Linked DNA regions of Mus musculus: region 2 is linked to region 1. A link is a loop called in an ENCODE intact Hi-C map of the cell type or tissue named here. Cell type or tissue: left cerebral cortex. All regions are shown on one strand. Each heading gives the region's core, and the rest is flanking DNA. Links, peaks and the distances in the headings are about the cores only.

The links. Hi-C counts contacts between places; a loop is a spot of excess contacts. Peaks named below come from ENCODE experiments on the same cell type or tissue, not always from the same donor. Only the 100,000 strongest peaks of a DNase experiment are listed, where the experiment ranks them.
Region 2: a loop joins it to region 1, with 5 times the contacts of the local background. A loop is called at or near these places in 19 of 42 quality-filtered maps.

Annotation. Positions count from the first base shown.
Region 1 is chr16:97,800,973-97,809,405 of GRCm38, reverse strand. Prdm15 (PR domain containing 15) reads left to right here. Exons shown (of 24, transcript NM_144789.2): 14 at 620-751; 15 at 1,550-1,684; 16 at 2,234-2,397; 17 at 2,852-2,931; 18 at 3,242-3,361; 19 at 5,565-5,696. Among named protein-coding and RNA genes, the nearest start is that of Ripk4, 41 kb to the right of the region's middle. In left cerebral cortex, for the core only: a CTCF peak has its summit at 4,315 (motif pointing left); DNase peaks (open chromatin) are centred at 3,557, 3,826 and 4,290; H3K27ac peaks cover 1,344 bases.
Region 2 is chr16:97,874,374-97,882,806 of GRCm38, reverse strand. It overlaps C2cd2 (C2 calcium-dependent domain containing 2), which reads left to right. Exons shown (of 14, transcript NM_174847.2): 7 at 1,113-1,218; 8 at 3,133-3,197; 9 at 5,575-5,699; 10 at 6,413-6,587; 11 at 7,565-7,678. It overlaps Mir6964 (microRNA 6964), which reads left to right and starts at 5,516; the gene lies at 5,516-5,574. In left cerebral cortex, for the core only: a CTCF peak has its summit at 3,471 (motif pointing right); a DNase peak (open chromatin) is centred at 3,467.

The sequences.
Region 1 (8,433 bases), core at 347-8,346:
AAGCCATGTGGGGCCTCTTAAACTCTGGGTTTGGGGGCCAGATGGTGCAGGGACAAGGAGGTAGAGCCTATGGCAATAGATAAGTAGGCTCTGGGGTACCTCATCTGAGGCAAGCCCTGCCATTGGATGCTCTGTGGTCTGTGGAGATCCTGGGTCCCTAGTGATGGTTGCATATCTGCTTTTTAGGTCACATCCTTCTAGCTCCAGCTCAGGGTTTATTTTGGCCTGTTAAGTGGCTCCCAGAGCACTAGTGTGGATGCATGAGTAAATCTGCATCCATTGTCTGGGCTGGAAATAGGAACATGAAGCAGTATTCAAACTGAGTTGAGTGTCTTCTTTTGTATCTATTTTGAGAAAATTGTAGGTGTATCTTCATGGCTCCTCAGTAGACTCTGTGCCGATGAGCTGTTTAAGTGCATAAGCACTCTGTTGTACTCCATTGCAGCAGAGGCTGGAAACAGCGTGTCTGTTGTGGTGTGAGTAGATGTTTAAATCACCATAAGTCTAGAACTTGCCACGTATTCTAGGCCTGGAAGTAGCTTGTCCTGTGGGCCATAGGGATCAGCTTATGTGTATGTCCAGTAACCTAGCCCTCACTGTACTGTCTCCCTGTCCCCAGGTGTTCTCCTGTCGGAGCAACATGAACAAGCACCTGCTGACCCACGGTGACAAGAAGTACACCTGCGAGATCTGTGGGCGCAAGTTCTTCCGAGTGGACGTACTCAGGGACCACATCCATGTCCACTTCAAGGTGCAGTTCCCATACAGGTGGCACTTGGGGACCTGGCTCACCCTGGGGCAGTATCTCTTAGTACATAGATGAGGCACTTACCAGCAACAGACTGAAAGTTCGAGATGAAGGTACTGGAAAGTTCACTGTCTGTTGAAGGCATCCTCGTCCATCCATCGCTCTCTTGCTGCGTCCTCACATGGTGGAGGGATGAGACTGCTAAAGGCTGTTATCCTACTTCTGGGTGTCAGACCCTGTCATTCCCCAAAGGGCCTGCTTCCTCAAGTGTCTCCTCGGGTGAAATTTTAACACATGGGCACTGGCAAGCTCTTCATACAGTCTTATACTAGCACATCTGTTTGTCCACCTGTGGGGCCTGAACAGAGATTCTTCCTGTGTGGGACCTGACAGATTACTCTTAGCTGGGCCTTTACCCCAGAACAATGGGTGTAGGGAGGGTGGCAGTCTGCTGCATCCCCGCCTTTAGGGAAAAGATGAGTAGTGCAGGAGCCCCAGGATGTGGAGAACTGGGTGTGAGGTCAGGTGGGAGAAGAACCTGTCTGAGTCAAAGGCCGAGTCCCGTGCAGTGCTGCAGCAGTCTGTGCTGTCCTCCAGGACTTTGCCTGGGCACAGGTGGGATGGTTTTGCTGGATTGGTGACTCTGAGGGCTGGTGAATGCCTGTGCCACAGAATGGTCAGGCCTAGTACCATCCCAAGGGACATAGGTGTAGCTCGCTAAGCAAACAACTCATTCCCTGAAAGTAATGACCAGCGAATCAGTTCACTGTGTTAGAGGCCGGGTTTGTGACTCCTCTGCAGGACATCGCGCTAATGGATGACCACCAGCGGGAGGAGTTCATTGGCAAAATTGGGATCTCCTCAGAGGAGAATGATGACAACTCTGATGAGAGCGCAGACTCTGAGCCACACAAGTACAGCTGCAAGAGGTGCCAGGTACTCAACACTCTGCCCCAAGCATGGCTTCCAGGGAGAAATTTGTAACCATGGAGCTGTGGGGAACTCACAGCACTGTTTTGTGCGTTTCCTCCACTGAAGAAGGTTGTTTCATATCATCTGGGCTTAGGGATGGTAACCATAGGCCTCACACCCATCCGAACCCACTTGTGGTTTGGCACACCCATAAGCAGGACTGCTTACTAGGGTAGGGCCAGTGTCTTAGGAACTGGCCTCAGTAGCCTCACTGGCCTCAGATTGAGGATGCCTTGACCCATCCCTCTCTTGATCCAGCCAGCCTGAAATGTATCTATGCTACACAAGGCAGGGTGCGTGCTTAAAGGGAGGACAATGATTGCCAAGCAGTCCATAACCTGAGTTTCCATAGCCTCTCCTGTTAAACAGCAAACTTCTGTGCATATCCCTCCACAAGCCCCCCTCTGGCATGAGTAGCTGACCCTCTTCGGGTATCTAGCTGACACGAGTGTAGGTAGTAAAGATGCCCAGGGATGCCAGAGAGTCAGCAGCCTCCACCCTGTGTTCTCACAGCTCACTTTCGGCCGTGGGAAGGAATACCTGAAGCACATCATGGAGGTGCACAAGGAGAAGGGCCACGGCTGCAGCATCTGCCACCGACGCTTCGCACTCAAGGCCACCTACCATGCCCACATGGTCATCCACCGGGAGAACCTGCCTGACCCCAACGTGCAGAAGTAAGACTCTGTGCAAGAGGGGGACTCTGCAAAGCCACAGTGCTCAGCTTAGCAGATCACAATCATTGCGTCACCTTATGCCAGATATCTGGGACACCTGCCCTTCCTCTGCACCAGCCTTCTGTACACGTCTGTCTCTTGTTTCCTCTTCTTAAGGATTAGGGTCACCATGGTGACTCCATTTTGATCTGTTCTATAAATGTCTGTCTCCACATGCAGCCACATTCTTATCTAGGACTTAAACAACAATTTGAGGGAGACAATTCAGCCCATTATAGAAGCTGAGGTCATAACACCTTTTGCCTCACCTCCATCGATAAAGGAACTTTCACACAGGCCCCTCACAGCTGAGGATACATACCCTCATAGCAGATAAGGCCTTCACAGTGAGTGAACCCCTCGGGTGATGAGCCCCTGGGGCTGTGTAGCTCCTGAGGTTTGCCTCTCCTTTCAGGTACATTCACCCCTGTGAGATCTGTGGGAGGATATTCAACAGCATTGGGAACTTGGAGCGCCACAAACTCATCCACACAGGTAAGATGCTCCTGTTGTGATGATTGGTGCTAGCTCGTCTGCCCCAGCGGCAGGATTCCCCCCATCATTCTCCCTGGCTCCATACACAGACAACCACACCTCGGATGTGTCCCCATCTCTCCAGCTTTCATCCTGGCCTCCCCTGACACTTGCAGCACATCCTTCAGATCCACCTGTGTCCACTCCAGGTCCTCAGGGCCTTCGCATGCCAAAGACTCCCATGTCTGAAAAGGCAGCCCACATAGGCTTCTTGCTGAGACCTCTTTCTGTGCGAGCTAAGGCTTTCAGACACTCCTGTGTTTGTTTATAGGTGTGAAAAGCCACGCCTGTGAGCAGTGTGGGAAGTCCTTTGCCAGGAAGGACATGCTGAAAGAGCACATGCGTGTGCATGACAACATCCGGGAGTACCTGTGCGCCGAGTGTGGGAAAGGTGGGTGTGTACCTAGAGCACCAGAAGGTCCCTCAGGGCCACAGGGTACCCTGGAGTCATAGGACACCCCAAGCCACCAGAGCAAGTTCAGCCTTGCACCCAGCTTGCTTATGATCACTAAAATTCTAGACCTGAACATAGACATAGTCTGTGCATACGGCTGAGGGGGTGGTGCTGCTAGGAGTCATGAGAGTCTTTTTGGCAAAGGAGGTTCAGGGTCCCAGATATAGAAATCTTTCTCAAAATCACATCACTTACCACAAAATCATCCACAAGGCATCTGTATCGCCTGCAGGAAAAGCTGGATGTTCCAAATTGATGACGTTCTATTGTCTAAGACAGGGTCTGTGTAGCCCAGGCTGGCCTCCTGCTCTATGACCTTGAGTACAACCTCTCTTCTCAAGCCCCTTTCTGCCCGGTTCTGCCTAGCTTTCCCTTCTCTTGCCACATACTATGTAGGTTCTCCCATCCCCCAGTCTCACTTAGAACAGAAGCCCTGTGAAACCAGGGAGTTCTGTCTAACATACCACTTGGTCTCTAGTCCCAGGCACACAAATAGTCAGAGCCATAGCAGGTATGAGAACAAATGAGTGAGTGAGTAAGACCATGAATAGGTGTTAGAACTGTGAGGGTGAGGTTTGTACCAACAGACTGCAGTCCTTTGCAAGACAGACAAGCAGTGGCAGAGGACAATACTGTGCCACTGTTTTGAGCAGAGCCTGATGTGATGGAGGCAGGGCCTGAGAGGGATTGAGAACAGTTTGGCTGAATCTCTCATCACCTGTGGTTTTTGTCCTTGGGTGGTGGGAGATATATGGCATTTTTAGTATGAGGATTAGGCAGAGGTGGGAATTAAGGTAAAATTGCTCTTCCATAGTCAGAAAGGCCTGGCACTTAGCCAGCCAGGGACTGGCAGCTGAAAGACATGGTGCGACTCCTGCGCCCTCTGCTGGCTCTAGTTTGACAGGCCCTATGGCCCAGCTGGGTTGTCTGAAGTCTCTCCACACTGAGAGACAGGTAAAGATGTAAGTGGTAACGAAATGGGACGGGGTGAGCAATTGTCCAGCTGAGTTTAGAGCTGAGAGGGGGCTTTGGGCACACTGCGCCCACTCAGTGTGACACCACTGCTGGCTTGTCTACTGGAGGGTCTAAGGACTGCACTCTGCCTGCCCTGATGTTTGAGCACTCTGGGTGTACTGCTGCTGCTAGTGACCACTGCTTTTCACCCAACTAGGTGGTGACTGGTGAGGGTGCTTCACCCTTTCCTCAACATCAGCCTGTAGTCAGTGAGATTTTGGTTGGTTTCAATGTCTAAGATTAGCATCTGGCCAGGCAGTGGTGGCACGCGCCTTTAATCCCAGCACTTGGGAGGCAGAGGCAGGCGGATTTCTTAGTTCGAGGCCAGCCTGGTCTACAGAGTGAGTTCCAGGACAGCCAGGGCCACACAGAGAAACCCTGTCTCGAAAAAAAAAAAAAAAAGAAAAAAGAAAAATACAACCAAAACCAAAAAAGTATCCATCTGGCAAGATGGCTTGGTGAATAGAGGTGCTTCCACATACGTGTAATAAGTGATTCCTGCACCCTGCAGGGTAGCAAGAACTGACTCTGGAGAATTGTCTTCTGATCTTGAATGTTAGCGCCCTCTCACACACACTCATTCATTCTCTTTCTCTCTCTCTCTCTCTCTTCCTCCCTCCTCTCTTTCTCTTTGTCTCTCTCTCTCTCTCACACACACACACTCTCTCTCTTTCTCTCTCACACACACACACATTCTCAAGACAGGGTTTCTCTGTGTAGTCTTGGCTGTTCTAGAACTCTGTAGACCAGGCTGGGCTCAAACTCACAAAGATCCATCTGCTTTTGCCTTCCGAGTGCTGGGATCAAGGCATACACTACCACTGCCCAGCTAAAAATATTTTTTTAAAGAATGGCTTTTCTTTAAAAAAAAAAAATGTAGATCTAGAGTCCTCATCTTAGTTACCATTTATGTCATCGAGATAGACATCCTGTACACATCACTACATCATCTCAGGTGCTGTTGTTGACACACTGCCATTTTAATGTCACAGTAAATCTCTAGTGGCCTTCTAAGGTGGCCTTCTAAAGATTCTGCTCATTCTGTGTCTGGGTTCAGACAGGTGCTTCAGGTGACCTGAGGCAAGTTCTGGGGAGTGTGGCACTCATACTGATCTGCCCCCTGCAGGTATGAAGACCAAGCATGCACTGCGCCACCATATGAAGCTGCACAAAGGCATCAAGGAGTATGAGTGCAAGGAATGTCACCGCAAGTTTGCACAGAAGGTCAACATGCTCAAGCACTACAAACGGCACACAGGTGTCCCAACTCTCCAAAACCAAATAGCCCTAGAGCGAGTTCCTCAGGGTTTTCTCTCTCTGTTCCTAGCCCCAAGCTTGCTATTATCCTGGCTGATGTGGGATGAGGCTGTGCATCTCAGAGCTCCCTTACTTCATGAGCACTGTAACCCTGTGTATACAAGTAAAACCCCACTGCAAATGTCTGCGCCAGAGATCTTTTATGAGTTTGCCAATGGACCCCTGGAAATCGTAGCCACTTACTGGGGCTCTCCATTTCTGCACAGGATCAAAACCCTATGGCATCATCATCAGTGTGAGTTTTTTTTCCATGTCTCTTTAGTGTTTTCCACCCCACTCTGTAGCCCTGGCTGTCCTAGAACTCACTCTGTAGACCAAGCTGGCCTCAAACTCATTAAGATTAGTTTGCCTCTGCCTCCGGAGTGCTAGGATTAAAGGTGTGCACCATTGCTACCACCCCCTACCTGGCATGTTTTTAGTTTTAATAATAGTCATTCTAACTAGGGTGAGCTGGCTCCTCATTGGAGTGTTGGTTTTCTTTTTCTTTCTTTTTTCTTTTTTTTTTTTTTTCATAGTGAAAATTTTATTTTCAATTATCTGGTGTCAGTCAAGGATGCCCACATATCAGCTCTCTCAAGGTGGCTGTTAGGAGCTCCATTAGTGCTTTCAAAGTCAGCATTCCCCCTGAAGTTAGTGTTGGTTTTCATTTCCGTGGTGACTGATGGTAATGAGCAGTTTTCTTATATTTGTGTCTATTATAATCATTTCTGATTTTTAGCTTGGATTGCTTGTTTCTAAAATGTTGGCTTGTTATACATTATTCATATTAACTAATAGATGACTGGCTGACAGGTGTCTTCTCCCATTCTGTCCATTGTCTCCTCACTCTGAGCTGGTATTGTATTTAAGGTATTATACCAAGGTATTATATTTAATCTTTGATCCGTTCTAAGTTGTTTTTTTTTTGTAGAGGTTAGAATCAAGCTTGAAGCTTCAGCATGTAGACATCCATTTTCCATGTCACCATTTTTGAAAGTTGGCTGTACATGCATGGCTTTATCTTAGGCTCTATTTTGTGGGTGTGTGTGTTTGTTTCTAATGTTAGTACTGTCATGGTTTTGTACTTAGGACTCTTTAGTGTCAGGTCATTTCTGTTATTTCTGCCAGGCTTTCATTCAAACTTCTGCCAGGCTTTCATTCAAACTTCAGGATTGTGTTTCTGATTCTGTAAAGAAGTCTTGGGTGGCCGGGCAGTGGTGGCGCACACCTTTAATCCCAGCACTTGGGAGGCAGAGGCAGGCGGATTTCTGAGTTCAAGGACAGCCAGGGCTGCACAGAGAAACCCCGTGTCGGACAACCAAAAAAAAAAAAAAAAAAAAAAAAAAGGAAGTCGTCTTGGGTGTATTGGTGTATTGCACTGAACCTGTAAATCCCTGTGTTGAGTCAACATTTTAACAGTATTCATTCTTTTTTTTTTTTTTTTTTTTTTTTTTTGGTTATTCGAGACAGGGTTTCTCTATCCCTGGCTGTCCTGGAACTCACTTTGTAGACCAGGCTGGCCTCGAACTCAGAAATCCACCTGCCTCTACCTCCCAAGTGCTGGGATTAAAGGTGTGCACCACCACCGCCCAGGCTATGGATGTGAAACATCTCTGCAGTTTTTGGTGCTGCAGTGGTTTTTATCATGTTTATAATTTTCATTGTAGGAACATTTCACTGATTTCATTATATTCTAGGTATTTGTTTCTTATTAGCTAGTGTGACTGGAATTGCTTACATGATTTTTTAATTGAATATTTTGTTTACATTTCAAATGTTATCCCCTTTCCTGGTTTCCCCTCTGCAAAACCCCATCCCATCCCCCCTTACCCTGCTTCTATGAGGGTGCTCCCCCACCCAGCCACCCACCTACCCACTCCTGCCTCATTGCCCTAGCATTCCTTTACACTGGGACATCATGTCTTCACAGGACCAAGGACTTCCCCTCCCACTGATGCCAGATAAGGCACCTTCAGTTCTTCCCCTACTCCTCTATTGGGGTCCCTGTGCTCAGTCCGATGGTTGGCTGTGAGCATCCACATCTGTATTGGTCAGGATGCTTTCATGATTTTTAATTTAAAATACACTTTAAGGCAGGAGGTGGTGCTGTACACTGTTAATCCCAGCACTCAGGAAGCAGGCAGATCTCTGAGTTTGAGGTCAGCCTGGTCTACAGGGTGTGTTTCTGGACATACAGGGCTACAGAGAGAAACACTGTCTCCAAAAATCAAAACATCAACAAATAGAGTATACTTTAATGAAAAGACTTCCTTTTAATTAAAAGTGACTTTTGTAATCTGAAGCTGTGGTGGCCGCAGACTTTACAACCTGCTCCCCAGGCTTCAGCCACCAGTACTGTAACACCCCAGTGCTCCTGAGGCACATGATGGACATGTTCTCTCTGTTGGAAAGCCTGGTGGCAGCGTCAGGGGCTGGACTCTTGGCTACATTAAGTTTACTACTACCTGAAGGGATCTTGTGAATTTGAGGGGTTTGCTCTTCCACAAGTCCCAGCATCTCTATTGTCTCCTTTCCCCAGTGTGGACATAGTGTGTGGTTTGTGTGTGTGCCTATGAGAGATCACATGCCTTCTGTCATGCTCTGTTGTGTGGAAACTGGAACACAGACAGAATCCCTGTCCTGAGCCTGGTAGCTCTTCTCTTTAAAAGCATTTGCTAAGTGTCCAGCCTGAACTTCCC
Region 2 (8,433 bases), core at 256-8,255, 73 kb before region 1:
TCTTTTTAAGCTGAGCCAATAAATTCCTGTTGAGCATCCCTGAGCCTCTGATCAGTGTAGCTTATGCTCTCCTAGAAAGTGGGTTGTATGAGTGGCTTATAGGGGCTTTGTGCCTCTGGTGCTGCTAATAGGAGGAGGAAGGCAGTTGAGGAGTCATGGTTTTCCCAGGATTCCCAGTGATCACTGAGGCCCCCTGTGAGAATGGAAGTGAGATTCTGGTTGTTGTTTAAGAACACTAGGAGTTCTGGTCACTGTTTGCAAAGGTTCTTCCACTTTACAAGGCATAGAGAGGCTTCATGTGAACTAAGTCTCTACAAAGATGGCGGTAGCTGATGGTTTTGCAGCAAGTGCTTGCATGTTGCCTTTCATAACCTGGATCACCTAGTGGCTGAGTGGGTCCCCTGGACTACCAGGTTGTGGTGGGGCCCCATTTTGGGGTGCACATGCTATGAAACCAGATCCCATTCCCCAGCCATACTAAGATGCCCATAGCTGGAAATGGATCTGAGTCTTTCCTTGAGGAGTGACTATGAAAGTTACCCTACCTGAAACATGGTAAGGAGTCAAGCATTGTGGTCAAGTTACTGACCACAGAGGACTTGAGGACTGATGCTCTAGAGGAAACATTGTCTCAGAGCAGGAACAGTTGTGAAATGTCAAAGTGCCTATACCAAGTACCCACAAAGGATCGTGGGATAGATGAGGAAAGAAAACATCTGCTTGTTGTAAGTGGGATACGGGTTGTCTGTGAGGTGCAGCCACAGTTTAAGCTCAATATCGACCATCGTTTGGGTAGGCTGTTAGTCTAGTCTAAAGAGGAGCCAAGCCTAAGCAGGTGTGTTGCTTCTGGGTGAGGCTCCATACCTTAGAGTCCTGCCTGCTTCCAGGATTGATGAATTGATGAAGAAGTAGGACACTAGGGCCAGTCCAGGGCTGTTACCACCAAGTTATTGCCCCAGCATTGAGAGTGTGTAAATGGGAAATGACAGAAAGGTTTCTTGGGTGAGATTTTTTTTTCAGTTAATTTATTACTCTTTCTTGTGTGGGTAAGCAAAGTGTTAATGCAATTAAAAAATAAAAGCCAAATACAACCTTGCTTCATCTGATCACAGGCCTTAGCCATGTGTGCGTGGCTCAGCTGAACGATCCTGAACAGAGATTCATCAGCACCCTAGTGAGAAACACTACTGACCTCAGTTGGGAGGAGGAATTCACCTTGTGAGTACAGCCTGCATCCTCAGAGGCCTGCTGGTGGCAGCTAGGTCTGCTCAAGACGGACAGATCCTGGAGTCATTGTATAGCACTGTTTACACTAAGAAAATGTAAAATTAAAGAAATGAAAACAAGTTGTCCTGAGTTTCTGAAAGATAGCCAGCTCCATGTCAAACATGGACTTCCTTTTAAAGGCAGCTCCAGGGATCACCCTTCTTTCTCTTTCTCTATTGTGACAAAGGACTGTTTCCCTTAGCACCCAGCCACACAGAACAGAAGGAAGCCTCTAACTGATGCCAACCTCTGGTGGAGAAAATAGAAAGGGGACATGAAAACCATTTATAAATAACAGTATAAAGATCCTAAGTAAAAAGTCATCACATGGGATCCAATGATGCATTAAAATAAATCTATTTGGGAGCTGTGGCTCTGGTCAAGAGCATTGGCTGTTCTTGCAGACCTAGGTTTAGTTCCCAGAACCTGTTATTCCAGGGGATCTGATACCTTCTTCTGGCCTCTGCAAGAACCGAGAGTACATGTGATATACATACATGTAGGCAAAACATGGACACACGTAAAATAAAGTGTTTATATAGCCATTCTGTTAAAAATAAATAAATCCAAGCTGGGTATGGTAGAGCATGCCATTAATCCCAGTACTTGGGAGGCAGAGGTAGAGGCAGGCAGATCTCTGAGTTTAAGGTTGTCCTCTTTTACATAGTGAGTTGCAGGACAGTCAGAGCTATCTAGAGACTGTCTCAAAAAACAAACAAATCCACAAATCCAGTTTGCACCAGAAATGTAAAGCTGGCTTAATATAAGAAAATTCATTAATAACTTCCACTGTACCAGCAAGTCATAGGAGAAAGTAAACTGCCTGACTTCACACCTACCCCAAAGAGAGTTGGTAGTGTTTAATACTGGGTCCCAGTTTTGAAAACACTTAACTAGGAGAAATTCATGAACACATTTGTAAGAGGAGTTTAAAGATCTCACCATGAGTGATCGGTCATAGTGGCAGACCACTGGCATCAGGATGCTATGATCTTGATCTAGAAAAACTGATTAGCGCACTTAGAAAAGACCAAGGAATGACAGAAATGATGGGCGGATCCTGGAAAGGGAGCTGGAGGGACAGTCTGGTGGGTAAAGACTTGCTGCCAAACTTGACAGCAGATCCCAGGATTCCAATTTTCAGGACCCACTTTGCGGAGAGAACCAACTGTAGTGAGTTATCCTCTGACCTCCAACTGTGTGAGGATGTTAATCTCCATTTGTTTACTGGAAAGGACTCTGTTATTAAACAGTCTATCTGTAAGGACTTGGATGGATAAGTTTTATAAGGCCAAGGCAGAAGAGTACTAGACACCTGTAAAAAGTACAGTTGTTCTTCAGTCTGTGATATCTCCAGGGAATCACCTAAAGCTGTTAAAGGCGATGGTGGATATAGCATTGATGAATGGGTCTTATGCAAAAGATAGAAAAGAGGGAGGCTTGTTGGAATTCTGTGTTTTATACTCAATTATACACAGTCGTGCTTTATAAATGGTAGCAGTGGCATGTGACATTCAATTTTAAGTTCATAAAAATTAACCAAATGAACTCAGGGTCTCAGTCTGCACTGCCCACCTGTCATGTGCTACATGGCTGGTATATTAGCTCAATACACTTCTTATCACCAAAGGGTGTTCCATGGGTCCCCACTGAAAGGCCAACCCTTGGTTGAATTGGTGGCTATTTCTGAACTGTCAGGCTGCCGGCAGTGTGTTTTTAATGACTGACAACCATGTGTCTTTAGTATAATAATATATATATATACACACATACATACATACATACATGGCATGGTGTGTGGGGTGGGAAACTCAACCCTACAGCATGGAGCTTTGGATGGCTCACATGGGTTTGTTCTTTTTGCAGTGAACTGAACGCCAAATCCAAGGAGCTGGTCCTGCAGATCTCACAGGATGGGTGCTCCTCAGAAGGTGGGTGGTGAATATGTAGAGAAGTGTTCCAGATGAGCACTCTGGTCTAGGCTCTGGAATGGGGAGGGGAGAAACCCTGAGAAGGAGGTGGCCTCCTCCTCTGAACCAGAGGTCTCCCAACTAAATGTTTGGTACAAAGTTAAGAATCAACAGTGTCATTCCTTTGGGGGTCATGCTTGTCTAGTTTTTAAACATTTTCCTTAATCGTTATGTGTGTGAGTATGTTGCCTGTCAAATATGCCTGTGCACTGTGTGCATGTAGTGCTTACAGAGGCCACAAGAGGGTGCCAAATCTTTCAGGACCAGATGGTTGTGAGTTTCTGTGTCAGGCTGGGAACTGAACCTGGATCTTCTAGAAGAGTAGCCAGCATGCTTAGCACCTAATCTTCTCCCCAGGCTCTACTGTTAAACTCCAGAATCTTCCATCAATAATTTTTAAATTAGAGGAGCAATTTCAAACCATTCTAGACTTAACAGACTTCCTTTTATATATATATATATATATAGTTTTGTTGTTTTTCGAGACAGGGTTTCTCTGTATAACCCTGGCTGTCTTAGAACTCACTCTGTAGACCAGGCTGGCTTTGAACTCAGAAATCTGCCTGCCTCTGCCTCCCAAGTGCTAGGATTAAAGGCATGCACCACCATTGACTGGTGTTTCAATTTTTTAAAATAAAAAAAAACCAAAAAAATACGTAACAAGCCAGGTAGTGGTGGTTTACTCCTTTAATCCCAGCACTTGGGAGGCAGAAGCAGGTGGGTATCTGTGACTTTGAGGCCAGCCTTGTTTGTCTACAGATGGAGTCCAAAACAGCCAGGGATACACAGAGAAACCCTGTCTCAAACAAACAACACACTTTCCCATCATAGCCATTGTTAGCCCTAGCAGCGCCTGTCCTAATGTCCCTCTCTATAAGTTTCAGCTGATGTTTCCTTACAGAATAAGTCCCTTGGCTGAATTTAAAATGAACACACGAGGGCTGGAGAGATGGCTCAGTAGTTAGGAGCACTGACTGCTCTTTCAGCAACCACATGGTGGCTCTGTAATGGGATCCCTTTTCTGGTGTCTGAAGACGACACAGTGTATTCATATAAAGTAAATAAATCTTTAAATAAATAAATATATATATATACATATACATACATACATACATACATACACACACACACACACACACACACACGATTCAGACAGAGGAAGTTTAGGGTAAAGTCACCAACATAATCATGGATCTAAGTTTGTTAGATTTTTTTTTTGTTTTTACATTCTTTTGTGGTATGTCTGTGTAGGTTCGAGGACAGCTTGCAGGAGTTGATTCTCTTTCTATCTTGGGGGGGTCCTGGAAATCAAGTGTAATTTGTCAGGCTTGGTGACAGGTGCCTTTACCTGATGAACCATCTTGCTGGTCCTTAAATTATTTTTTTCTTTCATTTTGTGGTGCTGGGCTTCAAGCATGTTAGATAAAGTGTTGTACCACTGAGTTACACTCTCAGACCTCTTGGATGTTAAAATCCATACAAACATTAAAATTGGGAAGGTAGAGACCATTGTCCTATCCAGCTGTACCATTGAGTCTCTTGGTGATTCTTCTGAAGGGAAGTTGGAAGGCAAGAGACTGAGCAGATGTTCATGTCCTAGTTACCGTTAAGAGTTCTGTTCTAGCCTTTTGGAATCACCTGTCTTTAGATGCCTGGGGAGGTGATAAGAAAAACCTTCTCTTCATTGAGTGATTATATAGGACACCCTGCATCAGGCTACCTTTAACTTCTCATTCCTCCCAGTCCCTGCTCCTGGTGGCCCACCGTCCTCCATTCCAAGGCAGCCGGGTGTAGTCTGTGAAACTGCAGCTTTACAGAAGCCATGTAGAGTATGCCCGTGTAGTCTGTGTTTAAATTCTCATTCTGACTATTTGCCCTGTTGCTCATAATCTTTGTGTGATTAGTCATTACACTCCTATCTGTCTCCCTCTTCCTCCTTTCTCACCCTCTTTCTCCTTACTTATTCTTGTTTCTCACATATAGGGTACACATTCTATAGCAGGTCACTGTCATCATGCCTTGACCCCTCCATCCTTGCCCAGGACATTTAGTAGTCACACCACTACCACCACCACCACCTCTACCACCACCACCACACACATCTGTTTTCCAGTTTCTGTCAGTGGTTCAAGGATGGTTGATGCAGTTCTACACCCTATGTGCTTTGGATATGGCCTTTGGCAGGCCTGGCATGTAGCCCCATTCCCTCTGGAATGCCCACAACCTCTTTATGTTTTATGTTTGGTGATACTAACACTGTGTAGTGAACCTAACGGAACCCCCCTTGGGGTGTGAGACTGGAAACATCACCATTGTTCTTTCTTGTCTTCCACTCTAGGTCTGTTGGGGATAGCAACCATTCACCTGGACCTATTTAGGAAGCAGCCTAATGGCCCACAGACCTTCAGACTGATCAGTGGGACAGAGCCTGACAGCTTGGTGTTGGGCTCAGTCACTGCAGAGGTATGGTGGCATGTTCTCTGCTGCTACAGTCCTGTCTCCTGCCTGCCAGGGCTCACTGTTGCCTCCATATGACATGCTGAGCTCACCCACGATGTCCTGTTCTCACCATGGGCTTCAGGCTCAGGTGAACACATCTTGCCAGGACTGGCTTAAGGTGGCTTAAGCTGGCTACTATAGGAGATGACCTTTCCCAGTGTCATCTCAGCTAACCCAGCTGCCCTCCTTTTAACGTGGGTCTTTGTCAGTCCAGGTTGATTTAAAAAGAAAATTAAGTAATATGGGTGAAGAAACTAAAGTAGAGGTTATTGGGGCGGGGGGGTGGGGGGGGAGTGTACTGCAGCCAAGTCAGCCTGTTGTTACTGTCTGCAGAATACATATTTGCAGGTCTACAGCTGTAGTTTGCACCAACCAGTCTGAAAATATTCAGGGAAAACCAAACAAATAAAAATCATCCAAACTACATCAAACTGAACAAGTATATACCTTTTCCTCTTACCATAATTCCTTGAGCAGTACAGAAAAATATCTATTCCCTTGCATTTTTGTTGTATTTGGTTTGAGAGGTCATCTAGAGGTCATTACTATACCAGGAAAGGACATGGGTATTCTGTGACACCATGTTCTGTGTGTGGGTTGTGGCCTAGAGAGCGTGAGAAGCAGTTGTCCGTGGAATCTCCTCTGTGTTTCAAAATGAATGTCTGTCTTTGCCATAGTTTTCTTACGTAGAACCTGGGGAGCTGAAATCCTGGCCAGCTCCTCCCCCTGTTTCTGCTGCAAAGATAGAAAAGGACCGTACGGTGATGCCATGTGGGACTGTGGTCACCACTGTCACTGCTGTGAAGACCAAACCTCGGTTTGACACTGGGAGGGCAACCCCACTGAACTCAGGTGAGACCAGAGTGCATTCTCATTGCAGGAGATCCACAGGCTCCCAGCCTCTGGGGTGGGGGTGGGTGGGGCTCACCCTGCAACACTGAGCATCGTGGCATTCAGTGTCAAGGCTTAGCAGAGAAGTCTGGTGGCCTGGAAAAAGACGAGGGAGGGGAGGGAGGGAGAGATGGGGGTGGAGAGAGAGAGAGAGAGAGAGAGAGAGAGAGAGAGAGAGAGAGAGAGAGAGAGAGAATATGTTAAGAGACAGAGATGAGGTTCTTCCAGCCACATGGAACTCAGCACTCCATCATACTCGTGATTATTACAAGTCTAATACAGGTAACTGAATGTATGTTAAACACCACTGATAAAGAGGCATGATGTGGGCTGAAGATGTGGCTCAGCTGGGTAGTATTCATCTAGCATAGAGGAAGCCCTGGAGTGGATCCCAGAATTGTATCAAGTAGACATAGTGGCACACATTTGTAATCCCAGAACTGAGGAAATGGAGGTAGAAGGATCAGGAGTTCAAGTCATTCTTGCCTAACATGAAATATTATCCAACCTGGGATGTATGATGACTGGTCTCCAAAAAAAAAAAAAAAAAAAGGAGCTTTGGGGTTTTGGGTTTTTTGTTTTTTAAATGAAGCCAGCACAAACCTTTCTTTTGCATTGTAGCTAGCCCCTGGGTGGTCAAAAGAAAAATACATTGTTATACCTTCCCAAAGTAGCTCCCATGGCACAGGTCAGGGACCCACAATTCACATGAGAACTCTAGTTTTATTAAAATGTCTCTGAATTTTTGCTCCAATCTAGACCCCCAGCCCCACTTTTGCCAACACAGTGGAAGAGCCAAATGTGTGAGTCTAAAAGCCCAGCTACAGCCAGTAATAACTGCAGGGCCTCAAGGTGCACTAGGGGCTTCCCCCCATAGATTTCTAGAATCTTCTGTTGAAAATTTGCATGCCCTTGCTGATGGAGTCTTGTTCTTGCAGAGTCCCCTGTGAGGACACCCGTCACAGTGAAGGTCATTGAGAAGGACATCTCTGTCCAGGCCATTTCTTGCCACAGCGCCCCCGTCAGCAAGACATTCTCCTCTTCAGACACGGGTAAGATATCTGTGTACTTCTGAGCTTTAGGAGTGAGGGTTTCCTTCTCCCCTACCTGCTTGGGGCGTCTTTGGTTTGGTAGCAAATAGAAAATGAAAAAGCTGGGAATGTCAGGTAAAGGGAGACTGGGGACATAGCTGGGCCCCTTGGTAACTTTATGAAAGCTATTTTATCGTTTGGCATGTGGATGACGTCAGAGCCATTGGGTGAGCGACACTGGGGACAGCGTGGCCTGGACACTGTGCTTTCTCCACACTGTCCACACAAGCATTTAAGAGTCATTTTCTGAGCTCTCTGGGTACCTTTTTAAAGTTATTTTTACATAGCTGCAATCAATCAGTTGACAGAAACAGCTTCATGGTGGGAAAGCTTATTTTGGCTCCAGTTTTAGTCCCTCATGGGGTTGGGGAGAGGCATGACTGTGTAAATACATAAGGAGTCAGGATCATATTAGACCAGGACATAAAGAGATTCTAAACCCAGGGCTATCCCCTTCAAAGCCTGTCCCTAGTGTCAGACGTCTGCCAGCTAGGCCCCACCTTCTAAAGGTTCCACAGCCTCCCAAAATAGTGTCATTGGCTGGGGAACAAGTATTCATAACATGAGCCTATGGGAGACATTTGATATCTAAGCCATGGTATTGCATCCTGGCTGGCTCCAAAGGTTCACAGTCATCTTATAATGCAAAATACAATTAGTTTAACTTTAAGAGTCCCCATAAACTTAATAGTTCCAACACTGTTCAAGGATCTGAG